2 separate regions of the Mus musculus genome follow, and region 1 is linked to region 2. A link is a contact called in ENCODE Hi-C data. All regions are on one chromosome and are shown on one strand. Each heading gives the region's core, a stretch centred on a gene start or an enhancer-like site at or near the end of the contact. The rest is flanking DNA. Distances are from core to core; before and after follow the strand shown.

Region 1 (6,064 bases), core at 3,114-5,613, 170 kb before region 2:
ACAATCCCAATTACAGGAGAGTAGAAAATTGTTTTTTGTGGCCGTCATTTTTTTCACACAGAACCTTATCACAACACTTTGAAAATTCAACTCTTCGTAAATGCAAACCTTCCTACCTGGCAGTTCGGTGGGAAGGAATGGAAGCAGGCAATGCAGTACAGTCAAACATCCCAAAAAAGGCAAGAGAAAGGATGAAAGAAACCCTTCATATGTTTTTATTAGCACGGACGTGATAGTAGGTTGGACTGTATAAAATTACCAATGCTTAAGCTTTAAAAACCTTTGAAAGCAGTAATTTCCTGTGAGTCAACTTGATACGTGGAGCTCTTGGGGGAGAGTCCTTTGCTGACCTCTTTCTCTGTGACATTCTGCTGATGGTGCTAAGGTTTCTGGAAGGACAAACCCTCAGGTCAGTTGTCTTGTCTGCAGCAAGCAAGCAACCCAGCCGTCAGCGTGAAGAGGAAGTGTCTCATGGATGGAGAGCAGACTTGCTGGCTGCTTCCACCCAAGCTCAGTGTGTCTCTCCCATAGCAAATCTCTGCATGTAGCCCTGGAATTCACTGCATCCTCCCCTTGAGACTTGGGTGTGCGGCACATGGATGTAAATATACTGGTGTTTGTGTACATTAACTTGCTTTGAGAAAAAAAATGGCCTTGACTTTGACCCAGGAATTTCATGAACTCTAATACCCATGGAAATAACAAAATCATTTCTTGACTTTAAGGGAGGGTAAAAATCAAATCCCAGCCTCAAAAAATAACAGTATAGCATAATCTCAAGATTACAGATTATAGGCACTGCATGATTATATAGAGCTCTCAAACAATGGCCATTTTATACCAGGAATCTGAAAAGAACTTTTCATTTATAGTCTTTCAAACCTTATTCTTAGGACCCTTTCATAAGAAGGGAAAGCTTCCGGGAGAAGCTAGAAACAGGTCATGACCCGCTGGGTTCCCTCTTAAATACCATATCAATTTTCTAAGCAAAGGATCCTGTAGTATGCAGGCATTCAAATCTTTCTCTTTGTAAAAGCCGTGGAACTAACACCCTGACTACCTGGATAGCAATGACCTGAGATTACAGACATGGTGGCCTGCATGCTTCTTCAGTGTGGTATTGAGTAGGTAACATCAGCTTTCTTCTTCTCAAGGCCAACAGCCATTGATGAAAGCTAACTGGTTTCCCCCCAACAATGCTGCAATTGAGGAGTTGGCATTTTTATGTAAATCTCTGTCCCTTGATTCATTAAATGCCACTGCCCCTGACATTTCCTTTCTGACCCTTATCAGCCACACACTAGGAAAACATGGAGAAAGAGAGAGGACAAAAGGAGGACAATAAAAGGGTTACAACCAGGAAGTGTATTGTGACCATGGCCAACAAGGAAATTTAGAAACGGGTGACTAAACACTAGGGAGACCCTGTCAGCCAGTCACAGAGGCATTTGTTGAAAGCCTGTCAAGTGCTTAGCACCATTTCAAGGTGTCACATGGAGATACATAGGAAATGACAGCCTTGGAGGCTGCTTGAAGAGCACTTGAAATTTAACAGACAAGATAGTGCAGCTAAGTGCCTAGAGAGCCACAAACATACGAGCGGGCCCTGTTCAGCTCTCTACTCTGTTCCTTCATAGCAGTTGGATTATTTAGTTTATTTCTTTGTGCTCTTGCTATATAGCTTTCACTACGCTGGGATTTGCCCTGGATGAGACAGTGTGTCCGTTCCGGTTACTCATGACGGCTATTTGGAATTTCACTCACTGTAATAGAAGATCCAAATACATATGCTCTATGTCTGCGCACCATTGTGAATGCCTAGCAATTTAAAAGATACTTAGGTGATTCCCAAATTATTATTATTATTAACAGAAAAAGTAGGTAAATATTTAAAGCTAGTGGCAACTTTATAGACAAATTATATAACCTGTTTTCTAAATGCTGCTACTAACCCATGGGTGAAAAGGACCAACATACAAGCAAATTACTAAAGACTTGGACTGTTAACAACTAAAACTAGACCCAAGGAACATATGTGTACTTCTTTTCCTTAGTGAATATTGGGATCATACATTCAAAGTGATAAATAGAACACAGAACCTCTTCACCTAGGTTCTAATTAGATTCCAAGCACAGTGGGATTCTACTGCACACACATAGAGTAAAAACAACCAGAGCTTAGCATGTTCCTGCTGCGCTGTCTCATCTCCAAAGCTAAACAGTGACGTTGACTCTTGACTCAGACAAGTGACTTCCTTCAGCCAGTGATGCTGTGGCTGGGTTTCTATTGCTGTAGTAAAACACATGACCCTAAGCAACTTGGGGAGGAAAGGATTTATTTCTCTTATATTTCTGTATCATAGTCCATCACTGAAGGAAGACAGAGCAGGAACTCAGGGCAGGAATTTGGAGGCAATAACTGGAGCAGAGAGACCTTGTAGGAGTGCTGCCTACTGGCTTGCTCAGTTTGTTTTCTTATACACCCCAAGACCACATGCCCCAGGGCAGTACTGTTCACAATGTGTTGGGCCTTCCCACCTTAATCATTAATCAAGAAAATGCCCTATAGATTTGCCTATAAACCATACAGAGGCATTTTCTTGATTAAGTGTCTATCTTTCCAGATGACCCTACTTTGTGTCGAGTTCACATAAAAACTAGCCAGCACAAATGGGATATTAATAAAAGTGATACAAGCAGAGATTTGAATAGTGCCTGTAGGTTGGGACTTTGTCCCTTCCTACATGTCAGGCCAAACCCGCTGGGGGGGAAAATGTCCAGAAAGCATGAATATCACCCCTCAGCTCAGTTCAGGCCGAGCCTGGTCAACCTGCCTACCACTTAGCTCAGCTGCATCAGCAAGCAGCACCAAGATCAGCAGAATTTTCTCACTGGTGTACAGGTGCACGCTCCACTGAATTTTAGAAGGGTTTAGTTTATAGCTTTATAGTTGTTAATAGCTAAGTAATACAACAGTCTCATGGAGCAATAAAAATTAATTACCAGCAAAACAAATGTTTAAAATGCTAGCATGACTCTTTATTAGAATATAGAGCAGTTTTAGTTCCAGGGTTTGGTTTCTGTACAACACACACCTTCACCCCAACCACATTCCCATCACTGGGGGCTAAGCGGGACAGGGAAGGACACACTTAAAGGACAGATGTGAAGAAGTACAGCATGGTCAGTGCTGAGACTGTGATTGCCCCCTTCCTGGCACTGTTGGTGGACCAGAAATTCTCATAAACATCATCAAGGACTAAGAGAATGGCATCCTTGGCCTCTTCACATACGCACTAGGTCAGAGCAAACCCATGGGTACCATTGTCCATTAGCTCAAATGTGTAGGAGAAGGAGATCCCAATGTCTCCATCCCAGTCTTTTGAGGATCCTGACAGCATCTATAAATGAAACCAGGAAGATAAAATGTAGAAATCAGACTTCGAAAGGTGGAACTCCATCATCATGCCATGGAATAAAGGCTTCTCCAGTAAAATGATGGAGCTGTTTCTGACTAGGACCACTTCATCCTTGGTTAAAAGCCCCTGTGGAGCCTGCGTTTTTATTTGGCTTCTTGCTTTTCCTTGTGCCTGGAACATAGCAGAGACTTGGCTAAAATTTCTCAGTTGATCAAAAAACGAGGCAGCATCAAATTGCAAGGCAAGAATGGAATGGACTAATTCTCACAAAGGAATGTAAAAAACAGACAGACAAATGAATCACAGGACAATTATGACACAAATATTAGCTAGGTGGGCCCCAGGAGCTAAAGGCAGGGTTGTAGATGGGGGGTAGTATGTGGATCACAAGGTGGGTAGTGTGGGGATTAGGAGGTGGGTGTGAGGTTGTACTTTAGATTTGGAGAAGGAGCATTCGCTGTCAGCTGAAATCTCTCTTTTGACTATTTCCCCAGCCTTAACCCTAATCTGCTTTCCTGGCAGGTGGATCCTCTGGGACTGCCACCAACTGACCAAGGCTCAAAGGACAATCCCCTTCCTGTTAACTCCTGTGCCTTCTGACTTGCCAGCTCTTTTAAATTCAAGCCAGGGAAAATTCTGGTTTGAGCCAGCATATCATTGTTTTTCCTTTGCACTCACACCATATCCTCAGAGAGCATAATACTGAATCACACAGACTTGCTTTTATCTTTGGTCATTTTTGATTTGTCCAGCTCTCTGTGGGTCTTAGGAACTCCTACTCTTTGGCCCGACTCACGTTCTAAACTTCATTGATTTCTCCTGTGCCTTGGATACCATTAAAGAAGAAGAAGGAGGAGAAGAAAAAGAGTATTCTTACATAAAATATCTGCACTCGATCCAACTCTATAATTGGTTCCGTGCTTTGCTTTCAGTGTGCTTGCCGCCTTCTGTCCAACTTGAATCTGTAGGTGGGAAATGCCGAGAGAGTTGCTGTTAAAAATAAATCCGACAATCCAAGAGTTTTATATTTTGTACAGATCTACCCCTGAGGTTTTAGACTTTCTCTCTTACCTCCTGTTGAGCATTTATGTCTAGGTAGCCTGTTGGTACCCCACACTAACCACACCCACCTTTCTTTTCATATGTCTTTCACCAATGAGACTGTCCTGACTTTCCTATTTCTGGTCCTGCATAATGGTACTACAGCACATGTGTAAAACTCTGTAGATTTCCTTAGCTTCTTTTTTCTCCCCTTCAAAGTCACCAATGTTGATTTCCATTGCTATTACTCTATCTCAGACTCATTACCCCAAAATTAGTCTGTTGCATCTTCTAATGCATTCCTTGTTTTCCCATCTATCTTTATCACAGTTGATCCCACGTGGCCTCCAGATGCACATATCCATGTTCTTGATCCTGCTGAAAGCTTCCAGTAATTGCTCACTGCCCACTGAAATAAACACAAACTACCTAGCCTAGATTTTGAGATCTTCTATCATGTGTTCCTAACCCACCATTCCAGCATAATATATTTTATACACTTACCCCACATTGTAGAAAAACTTCCTTGCTGTCCCTTAGCTTCTCCTTCTTTTCTCAGGCTGCTGCCTGGACCTAGAATCTCTACCTACCAGAATTTACCCAACCTTGAGGGACTTTCTCAAATGACAGCTTCTCCATACATCTCTTCCTGCTCTCCCCTCTGGCTTCTCTTTCTTCCCATGTTGTCTCTTTCACATCACTTAGCTCATAGTCTGTTGTGGTTTCACCCACTCACTTTTTCTTACAGATGTTTGATACATCCCTCTACTTCCACGTCTCCTGATTCTACAAGAAATCTCTCAGAACTAGAAGATCTGTTAAGTGTCAGCCTTCCTTTCTGCAGATTCTCTTCCAAGATCAGTCACGACTAAAGCTCATCACTTGTCAGACTTCTGGTAAGTTCTCTTCTTACTGACCTCCTGATAAAACTTTCTACATAAGGTTGACAGACCTTCTAAGAGTTTCTGATTCCAGATATCCCAACGTTATAGCCAATCCACCAGATGCTTAGATTCTACACAGACTTCACTGAAACCACTTGTCATTCCTGCCTGCACTGTGATGTTCAAAGGTGTTGGTCACAGGCGTCCAGGCTGAACTTGAATGTGTATCAGTTCTCCCCACTCTGTCCTTTAGGAATGGCTTAGTTTTAGAACCCTTTCTCCTTTTCTTTTCTGAAATTCACGGATGAGTGCTAAAATGTGATGTAGTGGTGCTTGGGTAGGGTTGGGAGGAGACTAGAGAAATTCCAAAGGAAGAACTAAGTAGTGGTGGTAGTAAGGGGGTAGGGCAGCAGCATCCTTTAGGTACTTGGGACATTCTGTATGTACTACAGACACACACATACACACATATACACACACACTCACACACACAGACACATACAGACTCACACACTCATACACAGACTCACACAGTGACTCGTGTGCACACACACACACACACACACACTCACACATATATACACACATACTCACACACATACACACTCACACTCACATTCACTCATACACACACACACACACACATAGACTTACACACTCATACACAGACTCTCACACACACACACATACAAACACCTTTGCAAGCACTTCTTTCTTCTC
Region 2 (6,577 bases), core at 1,218-3,717:
AAGGAGACTATGTCTTCCGAAAGCAGTTAGGAGGAGGCTCTCTTTCCACACTGGGAATAGTTTGAGTGTAGAGACCTCAAAACTCACCCCACAGTGACATACTTCCTCCTATAAGACCACATCCTCAAATAGTGCCACTCCCCATGGGTCACACATTCAAAACACATGTGTCTATGGGAGCCAAACCTATTCAAACCACCATAGTGCTATTGTCTGGATATGTCTTGAGTATGTCCCCTAAGGGCTCCTCATTGGAAGCTCAAGGTTGGGGAGGTAATGGAATGTTTAAAAGAGGTGGGGTCTTCTGTAAGCTGATTGGGTCACTAAGGAGATGAATATGGGTCTATAAGATAATCGTCAGAGAGCCCAGCCCTTCCTTCTCTTTGGCTTCCTGTCTCACTATGTGAGTTTTCCCATTTACATGTCCTTTCCACGTGATAGCCACTGCCATGTTGCAATGTAGCCAGAGGTGCCACTCCAGGGCTGCCACTGTGTTGTTTAGGATTTCAGTTTTTAAAACTATGGCTAAATAAACCTGGTTTCTTTCTAAACTACCCATCCTTAGCTACTTTGTCACAATGCAAAACAAACTAATAAAAATGACTTGTCTACAGTGTCTCTCCCTCAGTGAAATACAGGCCTGGGGTATAGGGCACTGAAGCCAAAACTGCCTTTGTTTCAGACCTGGATGGTGCAACCTGTTAGACTCACTCCCCAGAAGCTGAGCAAAGAAAATTTAGGTTTTTTTTTTTCAAAAACGCTCCCTATGTAGACGACAAAAATAAAGCATTATTTTGGTCTAACAACTGGCTCTGATGGCTACTTCGCAAACATGGAAGGAGCAGGGTGAGACACAAAACTCAGCCTTGAAGCTTGGCTGAAAGCAGTTCCATTTAACAAGCTGGCCAGGCCCTTGGAGTCATGTTCAAAATGCTGTTTTTATTGTTTGTGCTTTTGCTTTTGTAATTAATTAATTGCCACTAATGCTTTTTTTGTTATTTTTTAATAATTAATTAGCAAGCACTGGGAGCAGGCAGCAACTTTTTCATAGATTGCATAAGCACGCAGAGATAAGAAATCGGCATCGTTGCTAGAGTGCGCATTCACGGATTACTGGGCTGCTCACACGAGAATTACACACTAATTCAACTACAATAAAAAATTACACTTGAAGAGCTTATTATATACTATTCCTTCCCCTTCTGAGGAATGTTTGAGCAGCAGCCTAGCACGGCTGCCATGGCAACTATAATGCAAAATTGGCAGTAACTTTATGAATTGCAAATTCCTCTAAGGGTGTTGGGGAATTTTTTTTTCTCCCTTCCATTTTTAACCATCTCATATGCATTATCCCAGCAATATGTTAAACAAGATTTGGGGGAACTCAGCAATTACTTGGAAACAGGCTGTGTTTTAGAGCCTCAAATTCCATTTTTCTAACGAAGGCACGTGTTCACAGGGAACCCCCAGTTTACCTGCTTTTAATGTTCCCTGTTTTTAACTGAGCTCTTAACATACTGATCACCCTCACCTTTTCTGAGGAGGGTCCAGGTATTCTAACAAATGGACTTGCTATATTCCTTCCCAACGTCTGCCCTAGCAGTTCTCTGAAAATGATGAAAGGGGACAGATAGTCTCAGTTTAAAACAAAAAGAAGAAAAACAATAATCTTACAACCGGCCTCCCCCCTCCAAGTAAATTCAGCTGTGATTCTACATTAAAACGGTCACTAAAAGAATGGTCAGTCCTTCTTGTTTTCCTCCCTCAATCCTATCACGCATGAAGAACATGACAACGGGAAGCAGGCAGCACCCAACATGGTTTGCCTGACTCGGGATTTAAACACTTGCAAAGGTAACCCAAACCATGCTGTTCTGCACGGCTAGTGGTCCTCCTCACTTAAGATGACTGGGATTGAGAGGGGAGTCACCCACCCACAGTATCATGTCACCTTCTACCTCTGATTTTTCTACCTCTGATATTTGCCTCGTTCATGTCACAAGTCTGTTGCAAAAATCACATGAGACAATGTGTTTGAATACTGCCATGTCTCATGAAAATATGACAACGCAGAATTCTGATTTTCAATTTTGATACAACTCTTAATAATTAAAAAAAAAAAGCATAAATGGCCTTTATTCTCTGAGTCTAGTACCAGGAAGAAAAGTGATAGTTTGCCAAAAAATAGTTCAGGTCTTGAGAAACCCTCTGAAATGAATGTAGGAACAAAAATATGAATGGAATCCTACTCTATGACAAAAGACATAAATGGTTGCCTCTCCAATTGGAGAGAACTGTCTGTTTGCAACGAGTGACACAGAAAATGACTTTGTGCAGCACATCTCTAAGAGAAGAGTCTTTCGGTGTCGTCTGTACAGGGCACACAGCAGCATTGTGAGAAGATGAGGAATCTGCTGATGCTCTCTGTTCTGTTCTGTTTCATAGCAACCCCCTATGGTCAGTAGAACACTAACTGTCTCCTACCATTAGACAATAGTCTTCAGAAAGGATGTGCCGCAGAACAGCTGATGGACATGAATTATTTTAGACGAGGTAACCAGAGGAATCCAAGAAGCCTTAAGAGACAGGCTCTTGCGTTGCCCTGAAGAATTTCTGGCCCTAGCTTCCTTCTTTCCTGTCTTCATTTAACCAACATTTACTGAAATTAGATTGTTTTCTGCCCCCAGAAAATAAAGGAAAGGAGCCCACAAGGTCTCATTCACAAAAACCTTTCCAACTGACTGGGAGCAGACTGCACAGCCCCCTCCTCACTCCAACAGGGTTATGAGACAGAAAAGACAAAGCACAGAGGGCAAAGGGGAGAATGGAGACGCATCCTGCAAAGTGGTCAATGAGTTGTGTGGTGCAGGAGCATCCTGCGTGATAAACAGATGGTAGGGACACCGCAGAGGAGAAAGCACTTAGAAAGTCCAGAGAGATGAAACCTGAATGCTGTTGAGGGGTCCGTAGATGGGGCACAAGAGGGTAAAGATAGAAGACCAAAGAACCTTTCCAAAGTGCATCCAGGTCCAATTTGACAGTCTGTGTATAGCAGAGAGGATGTATGTATATATATTAATAAGGAGAAAGGATGCTGTTATCAGACCCGGGTTTTAGGAAGGGCCCAGCAGGGATAGCAGATTCTTTCAAACAAGTCTAGTGGTCAGTCACATCATTCATGTGTCTCCTAGGACAGCCTGCTCTCTTCAGCACGGACCTGAAACCCAATTGCCCCCGCAGACTTGAGATGTTTGCTGCAGCTACAGAAAGGAAGTTAGAATCTGCTGTCCTCCACAACTTCCCGAAGAGCAAGGAAAACATTGGAAAACTGTCAGCCCGCTCTCAGAAGGTGAGCGCACAGATTGCAAAGCGTTTCCACCTCTCCAGCTTGGCAGTGATACAAAAATGCGGTCGGTTCCCTTCCCTCCAAGTAACTCACAGCAGATGCTGATGCCCTTAGCCTCTTCCCCAGCTACAGTTCCCAACATCATTTCCTTCCAGAGGTCAGGCATATGGAGCTCATTAAATTCTACACAGCAACATTCAAACCGTGTGAAACTTTTTGTTTGCAGTGCAATTTAATGTTGAGTTTGATTTAAGAGGAACTGCATATTCTTGGTCCTGGGATGGAAGCCTATTCATCCAGAAGTTTAAAGCCTGGTTTAGGATGATGGGTTGGAGAATTGCAGCTTATGTTGAGAATTTTTAAAGGTGGAAGCACGTCCTGTCTTAGAAATTATCTACTCCAGCTTCATCTTTCATAGAGTGGAAAAAACCAAGGTCTGGACCATTCACATGGTAGAGGTAGAGCCTACAAACTGGGTGTCCTCATCCTTGGCCCAACAGCACTGCTATCCTTGACTCCCCATAGATCAACATACAGAAAGAAAAGACAAACAACCTTTCTCATCCAAGGTAAAACTCACTTCAAAATGAAAATGGCCACCCATTTATAATGTGCTAGTTCTCTCATATTCTATTATAAAAATAAGAACATTAAGACTTTTTCTTGAAAACAACTGGCTTCTGATTGCTACAAGACTATAATATATATAATATGTGGAATGTAGTAGCTAGGAATTTAAATAACTTCCTCAGAGTTATGTGGCATAGTAAAGTGGGAGTCTTGGTGTCTTCACCTGTAAATGGGTAAGATGGTTCTCAGAGTTGGATGTTTTGTTTACTTAAACTTTAAGGGAAATGCTTAAAAATCAGTGGCTGTTGTATTTTGAAGGAGTGGGAGGGCTTCAGTCTGCTTAAACAGACTCATCAAATACTCTTCCAACTGCAGCCTAAAACCTCTGAACCCATGAGCAAAAATTAAACATTTGCTACTCTTGTACTCATTATCTCAGGTACTAGGTCATGAGGGAAAAGCTATCACACACACACACACAGAGCCTATGACTGAGTTTTATCAACTTCATTTACTAATATTAGCCCTCCAGTGCATCGAATCACTTGTTTAAAATGAAACCCAATTGTGAAACCACTTTCCCACCACTGAGGATTCTTACAGACTTGGTTTCTTGAAGAGAAGTGGAGATGCTTTCTATTTATTGGACCAGGCTCAGGAACCTTGGGGAAGTCACTTGCCATGGAACCAGAGCCTGCTCCCAGGATAAGAAGGTAAGAAACGAGGGTGTGGACGACTCTAGGTCAGACCCAGGGAAGGTAGAATTCTCTGGAAGTGTTTGTGAGAGTAATATTCCATCTCCAAAACAACTGCATGTTACTAACACAAGCAGGAAGGATTACTGTAGCTCTTGAAGAAGAATTTTTACTCTGCAGGAAGGATACAATGAAAGAAAGAGCCTGTGAGCTACACGACCCCCAAGCAGCCTGTGGGAGAAAAAGAATGCCTTGGGCCAACCAACTTTGCCCCTATTCAGGATAAACTATCTCCTACTTCTCACACACACACACACACACACACACACACACACACACACACACACACATTGAAGGGTAGACCACACACCTCCTGTGCTCTGCCAGCAACTTTCAGAAATGAGGGTCAATTCCATCCCTGCTACTTGTACTTCAAGACCTCATCCTTCACACTGTTATCACCATAACCCTATCATTACGCTGCTTGTTAGTCATGATTAAAACAATAAACAAAGGGAAAAGTCTTTCCCTGGTGAGCATGAATAATTGCAGATGAGCACATCTTGTTTGGGCCCCACACCGTGTAATGTTATATGCTATTACCAACAGTATTAGAGGATGTTTTATTGCCTGATACAATTTCTTTCTAATTGTACTATCTGCTCCCTTCAGATTCCAATCTCATCCTGAAGGCCCAACAAAGTAACCCAGAGGGAGTTTATAGCTCTTGCCTGCAATTTATGGAAAAAGTCTTTCTCCTTGGTGATATAACCCTGAAGCAAAAAATGTGAAACCAAGCAGAAAGAGGCAGGGCATGCTTTGACTACCAGACATTAAAAGGAAGAGCATATGGGATATGAGCCTTGCTGCTGGGGTAACTAGCAAGGAGAAGAAGTCTAGGGGATCATGTGCCATACACCAGCAAGCTCACACTAGAAAACCAGTTCACTCAATGGGCTGGCTCAGTCCTGAGGCTGCAAACAGCTAGGATTTCTTTTGTCCTCTCTCACTGGCTCTGTCAGCTCTTTCCTCGCTCAACAAGAATGCCTCTGGCATATGAGAAAGTAGTTTATTCACATCCAGAGGTTAGAAGAACCTAATTTCAGGTATCTTAAAAATGCATCTGCTGATCTATCTTTAAAAGTCATCTCTCACCCAATTTTAGGTCCTTTGTTCTTTTAGTTTGTGGGGAGGGGGCTGTCAGTCTCCTCTACTAGCTTGTCCATCTTTCCTTTTCTCTTTTCTTCCTAACCCATTCACTGTGCTGCCTCTGGCACCCAGACCAGGATAAATAGGGACAAGGGCAAGGTCTATAAACTGGTGATCTTGTAATCCTTTGAAGATGTTTTTTTTTTTTTTAAGTAAGATGACCAGATGCTGGCTCTGGCATATCCTTGTACTTTTGGGGGGACTCTTGAAGAGATATTTCCTTTCCTCAGTTTGTTCTATAACTGCAGCTCTCACACTACCCATGTTCCTAACTGAACCCCTAAATGTGTTCTTGGGCTTAAAAGATTCCATATGGTTTCCTTTGCAAACTGGCAGGAAGTCCTATAGGGCAGGTGCCTTTCAGCATCACTCTGACTTGCTAGTTTCCTCATTAGTCACTTACTCCACAGAAAGTATCTCCCTGTCATCTGCTCCCTGGAGCAGAAAGGAAGCCTGAAGCCTCTCATAGTGTCTGCTTTTATACTACCACCAAGAGTAACTACAGACATCCAGACCAGGTTTCTCTCGTGCCTACCTTCTAAAAGGCCACCAACATCGGTCCACATCAAGTTGTGAAAGCAATTCTAAATGCAGTCTTCTGAGTGTCAACATGAATTATGATTTTAGTTCACTTGACTTCACAAGTCTAAGACACCAGCTATGTTCTCAATGAGTGGGCATACCTGACCCTTCCTCTCTCACTGGGTTTCTAGAGTAACATGTTCTCTGCAAGATACAGATGATTTTTTTCTTGAGA

What was found. Hi-C counts contacts between places; a loop is a spot of excess contacts on that map.
Region 1: a map of left cerebral cortex shows a loop between it and region 2 (2.9-fold over the local background). The contact joins the enhancer-like site here to the promoter of 4933402D24Rik in region 2. A Hi-C loop is called at or near these places in 7 of 37 maps with a recorded cell type or tissue (heart, left cerebral cortex and v-Abl transformed pro-B cells).

What each region holds. Positions count from the first base shown.
Region 1 is chr1:63,933,021-63,939,084 of GRCm38, reverse strand. It overlaps the pseudogene Gm13754. Among named protein-coding and RNA genes, the nearest start is that of Gm13749, 29 kb to the left of the region's middle. Within about 2 kb of position 4,363, at least 1 of the 3 ENCODE cell types and tissues checked has a DNase peak (open chromatin) inside an H3K27ac peak, as active enhancers do; it is left cerebral cortex, where a contact is called at or near this core.
Region 2 is chr1:63,765,157-63,771,733 of GRCm38, reverse strand. It overlaps 4933402D24Rik (RIKEN cDNA 4933402D24 gene), which reads left to right and starts at 2,467. Exons shown (of 3, transcript NM_001256158.1): 1 at 2,467-2,553; 2 at 3,192-3,349. The coding sequence starts at 2,529.